Linked DNA regions of Homo sapiens: region 1 is linked to region 2. A link is a contact called in ENCODE Hi-C or POLR2A ChIA-PET data. All regions are on one chromosome and are shown on one strand. The core of a region is the stretch at or near the end of the contact, and the rest is flanking DNA. Distances in the headings are between cores, read along the strand shown.

What was found. Hi-C counts contacts between places; a loop is a spot of excess contacts on that map. ChIA-PET counts read pairs that join two places held with the same protein, here RNA polymerase II (POLR2A). Pooled maps may share reads with other maps.
Region 1: a pooled map shows a loop between it and region 2 (8-fold over the local background). The contact joins the promoter of TTN-AS1 here to the enhancer-like site in region 2. A Hi-C loop is called at or near these places in 5 of 37 single-sample maps with no recorded cell type and 11 of 50 pooled maps. POLR2A ChIA-PET finds 5 or more read pairs at or near these places in 2 of 52 experiments (activated T-cell and common myeloid progenitor, CD34-positive).

Annotation. Positions count from the first base shown.
Region 1 is chr2:178,521,804-178,524,503 of GRCh38, reverse strand. TTN-AS1 (TTN antisense RNA 1) reads right to left here and starts at 1,313. Exons shown (of 7, transcript NR_038271.1): 1 at 868-1,313. RefSeq lists enhancers at 1,286-1,435, 1,112-1,624.
Region 2 is chr2:179,105,221-179,108,064 of GRCh38, reverse strand. SESTD1 (SEC14 and spectrin domain containing 1) reads left to right here. Exons shown (of 18, transcript NM_178123.5): 18 at 1-2,844. Among named protein-coding and RNA genes, the nearest start is that of CCDC141, 57 kb to the right of the region's middle. RefSeq lists silencers at 57-257, 1,337-1,537. Within about 2 kb of position 1,309, at least 6 of the 41 ENCODE cell types and tissues checked have a DNase peak (open chromatin) inside an H3K27ac peak, as active enhancers do.

The DNA of each region.
Region 1 (2,700 bases), core at 64-2,563, 580 kb after region 2:
TCCATATTGGCTACTGCAGCTCCAAATTGAGACAGAACAAATAAAGGACCTCAGAACTAAAGAACTATTTTATTCCCAAGTCTAGATCAGTTGTTTTAAAAGCATGGTAGAATGACAGTATATGGAAGACTGACACTATTTTAAATAGTGTCATTCTACTATGCTTTTTAAACAACTGATCTAGACTTGGTAATAAAATAATGCCAAAAATATCTGTATTTGTCCACTTCAATTTGTTAATCATAATTATAAGCCTATGATGTTATTTGCCTAAATTCACCTCCTTAATGTAGGTACAGGTGACCAAAGCTGAAGCAAATGTACTGTCAGTTTTCATTCTCCAGAGAAAAATCCTGGGTCTTCATTAATTTATTCAGCAAGTTTTCCGTCTTAAGTCAGATTCCCTAAAAGCAGAGCCTGAGACGGGGATTCTTGTCTCAGAAATTCTTTGAGGGATTATTACTCTCAGGGAAAAAGGGAATGGGGCAGCCAGCAGATAGGGCAGAGGAAGCAAGCTGAGCACGAATGTGGTCTCAGCAGAAGCCTCAGCCAGATCTCACAGGGAGCTTCAATCGTACCACAGAGTTGGTTCCATCTAGGAGCAAGGGGGCTGACATTTTGTACCCCCTTACCAACCAGTCAATGGCTACAGGCTATAAGCTGAGGGGCTGAGGAGGGATGGAAGAGGGAAATAAACCTTCCCAAGTGAAGAGGGGTGCCTGTTGGCCAGGACAATTCTCCGTGGACTAACGCAGCCAAACAGTGAACAATCGAGAAATCGATGGAAGAATACACATTTCCTGGGCATCTAAGTGATGCCAACAGAACCCACTACATCATCTTACAATGTTAAATGCCTATTCTTACCTTAAAATGAGAGGCAGGACTGGCTAGGTGATGCCTAAGGATGATTCCCAGCCTTGACATGCTGGTATTCTCACATATCCTATCCGTGGCTGATATAGTCTGTGCGGATGAAAATTCCAAAACCGAAGACAGGATTTCGCACTTGCTAAAGTTGGAGCTCCCAGGCGCTGAGATCCAATTTGGGCCTGGGAGAGTGGGGAGGGAGAGCAATCTGCCCAGTGAAGGAGAGCTGCGCTAAAGGCAAGGTTTTACTTCTTTTTATCCCTTAGCGAAAAGCCCACTGCCTCTGAAAGTAGCACGGTGTGGCCACACGGACACATGGGGGAAGTCAGTCAGAGGCGCTCCAACAGAACGGCCAGAAGCCCCTTTCCTGGCTTACCAGGCAGCCTCCTTCCCCTAACTCCTCCAGAAACAGCGCTCCTCTGAAGACGCGGGGGGAGGGTCTTCCGGCCCCACACCCCACCTTCCGCAACGCCAGGAGTGGTTCCTCAGCATTATGGCGTCATTTCCGAGTCAGACCCGCTCTTCTCTCCCCATGTCAACAGAGGGCGACAGGGAGCACCAAGCCGAGGCGTGCTTTTTGGTTCCAATCTACGCCCTCCACAAAACCCATGAGCAAGCTTCACTGTCATCCTGCCCCTTTTTTTTATTCACGTCTATTTTATAAACCCCACACCCTGGCTACATGATCAGCCGAATCATGTTGCAATTACATGTCTGCATTCAAAACCCTGAGGGCCCCGCTCAAATCTAGGAACTGCTGTTTACTAACTTACTTCACCTGGGGCAGGTTACCCAACTTCTCCATTCTTTGACATTCTCGTCCATAAAATGAGAATAACAGCAGCAACCTCACAGTATTATTGTGACGATTAGACAAGTTACTACTTGTAAAACTCAGAACAGCGCTTAGCAGAGCACCCAATAAATACCAGCAATCATTATTCTGTTAGGGACCACAGTACAGAATATTGAAGCTAGGGACTAGAGAAGCAGCACTTTAGAGGGGACCTAGCCTAGGTCTCACTGGTACTCATTAGATGTACGGCAGGCCACCTTTATTCTTGGGCAACCTGTCCCAAGATCCCCCAGTGGAATCCTGAAACTGTGGATAGTACTGAATCCTACAAATACTATGATTTTTCCTTTTTTTTTTTTTTTTTTTTTTTTGAGACGGAGTCTCACTCGTCACCCAGGCTGGAGTGCAGTGGCGCAATCTCGGCTCACTGCAAGCTCCGCCTCCCGGGTTCACGCCATTCTCTGGCCTCAGCCTCCCAAGTAGCTGGGACTACAGGCGCCTGCCACCACGCCAGGCTAATTTTTTGTTTTTAGTAGAGACAGAGTTTCACCTTGTTAGCCAGGATGGTCTGGATCTCCTGACCTCGTGATCTGCCCACCTCGGCCTCCCAAAGTGTTGGGATTACAGGCGTGAGCCACCACGCCTGGCCATGATTTTTCTTATACGTACATGCTGATACGGTTTGGCTGTGTCCTCACTCAAATCTCATCTTGAATTGTAGCTCGCATAATTTCCACCTTGTGAGAGGGACCTGGTAGGAGATAATTGAATCATGGGAGCCGTTTCCCCCATACTGTTATCATGGTAGTGAATAAGTCTTACAAGATCTGACGGTTTTATAAGGGGAAACCCCTTTTGTTTGGTTCTCATTTCTCTCTTCCCTGACACCACGTAAGATGTGACTTGCTCCTCCTTGCCTTCGCCATGATTGTGAGGCCTTCCCAGCCACGTGGAACTGTGAGTCAATTAAACCTCTTTTCTTTATAAATGACACAGTCTCAGGTATGTCTTTATCAGCAGCGTGAAAATGGACT
Region 2 (2,844 bases), core at 60-2,559:
CCTTTTCCTCCTGGAACAATTTAGGTTAATGGTGCAGCCTTTTTTCCTAGTCAAACATGCCAGGAAGTTCAGGGCAAAGTTCAACTGCTCCCTCTTGTCTTATGTGGTCACTGCTTCTGAGAACATCCAGGAAGTTCTTTCTATACTTGAATCATCTTCTCAGTCCTTTGGGGCTTTACTGCTATGAGTATGAACTTTTGTGATTATTTATTTCAGTCTTCATGATGGTGCTATCACATTCTACAGTTGTTTATGTCTGTACCCAGTAAGCTCTTTTGAGGGAAGGAATCTTGTCTTCTCCTATTCCCAGTCTTGCTCATGCATAACAGATGCCCATTCCTCCTAAATATGAATGCTGTATTATAGGCATTAGTAATAATCCCTGTTACATTGCAGTCTGAAGTATGTTTTAAACATACTTTTTTAAAGTTAGAACTGACTTACAAGTGAATCTATTCTTAGATTCTTAGATACTAACTACTTTAGATATTTAGTTATACTCAATAACTAAATATCAATACTCAATATCTGTTTCTTCTGAATTTCAGAGTAGTTAGAATGTTTTTCTTAAGACTTTGCTAGAAAGGAACTGGTTTGTTAGTAATTCTGCCATCAACTCATGGAGTTATAATTGCCAAATGAGTTAATTTTTATATACCTTAAGCTATCTTGCCTACAAAAAGTAAAATAAGGCAGGATTCATAAATGTTACTTGTAAATTGAGTGTTTCACATGAGGCCAAGTATGATTTTAACATAATGAATATCATTGCTCCTCATCTGTAAATTTGCTGCTGCTTTCATATGTGTATCTGTACATAGAGTTATGAATGAAAATCCAGTAATGCCCTAAAGCAACTTTCTTCCATAGGGTCAAAGCTCACTTAAGGTAAACGTGTGAAAAAAGTGACTGCAGTGTGTTTGAAACCACAAGCTGTTTCTATGTCATAAATTAACATCAGCTTGCAAGTCTCTGAAAGAACCACTCATTTGTAATTGGTATATATGTCACAACCTCCCACATTCCTTTAGCCCATCTCAGGGAATTATTGAAACGCTGGCAGGGTTAGTTTCATTTTGTTTTGGTTTTTTTGGGTTTTTTTGTTTGTTTGAGGATTTTTTTTTTCTTTTATCATTTGTTTGCTCCTGTGTAAGCTTAATATATAATGGCAGTTTGGCATCTGTTCTTCGCACATGTCTAACCCAGCAGAGTTATGCAAAAATGATGACTTCATTTTAGGTCAAATTGGCTTTGTTCCCAGTCCTCATTGTTGGTCACTTTGTTCAGTTCTGGTGACTCATTGGTGATGTTGATGAAACTGCTCAGCCTGCCAGCTGGGATATTGATGGCAGGTCTAGGCTTCATTGTTAGGTAGAAGATTGAATACTTCTCACTTTATACAAATTTACATTGGCTATTGCTCCCATGTGTTAGCTAGTCTTAACATGTTTGTTATTTCGTTATCTTATTAGCTGACATACGGAGTGGTATTATTAGTGTCGTACTCCTTAGCGTGAGCATGACAATTAAGTTACCTTACTAACAGTGATGAGTAAACCATACTCTGATCTAAACCCATTGTTACCAATGATGTGATTATGAAGTTAGCTGAATCTATGGTCTACATTTGAAGAAATAGTTCAGAATTCTCTACTACATTGTAAGTTACTTGCTAATAGAGATTGGGCATTATTATGTACTACTCCCCTTCTCACATCCTACCCAAAGTACACAAGGCCGTAGTAAAATACTGTTGCTACTAAAAACTAAACATACTGTGGTTGCTAATGTCCTTTACATCTTCAGCCTATAGGGAATGGTACAGGCAGAAACAAGCACCATTAAGTATATTATCATCAGTAGTGAGATCTGTATGATTAGGATATCTTTGCTTAAGCCCCCAAAGGAAAAATTCTCTAGCATTAAAAACATGGCTGGAACATAGCTAAGCAGTTAACCTAATTAGTAGACTTATTGTTAACGTTCAGTCCTAAAAATGAAAAGCTTCAGTTGGGAGTAGAAAATATACTATGCTGGTATATAGAGCAACAAATACCCTGATGAGATAAAATGAAGTAGAAACTTACCATTTGACATTATTTGACTTTCATACATGCTACTGAAAAGTCTAGGTTTAGCTAAGAAGCATAAATAATGGCAGTACTTGTAGAGGAAAGAACATACCAGCTAAAACAAGAACTGTAATGAATATAATGGAAAGTGTTTGGAGCTTGAATACTTGGCTTCAAAAATCTGGCTTTGCCATTTACTGTTAAAAAAATATCTGAGAATTTATCTCAGGCTGTAAAACAGAGAAGTCATACCAATTTCAAGAATAAAATATGATATAAAGAATTGTTGAAGCCAAAATATCCAGAAATAAACAGAATGGAAGGTATCATTGCTATAATTATCTTTTCAGAATAAAAAATAGAGTATTCTTTATCCTTTCTGTTGTCTCACATGACAAGCATGGGATGGTGAGGAAATGGCATATTGCCTATGTTCGCCGCCCCACCCCCTTAGTTCCACCACCCCTTCACCGTCACCCCCAGTTCACTAGTGTATCAGAATGCATCTTCAGAATTACACACTGAAGATACAAAAGGTCCAGTTGGTAAGCTCATCAGTAAATAACAAGGCTTTGAAATCTGACAAATTAGCTATTTTTGTAGGAAGATAATAGAACAGCAAGATGGAAGACAAGTGATGAGTATCATCTGTTTTGAGGTTGACAAGGTGTGACATAACCCTGTTAATAGACACAAGTAAAAGAAAATCATACTAGGATTGGATATTAGTGAGCGAGCACCGACCAGTAGAAACAACAACAGCATAAATCTG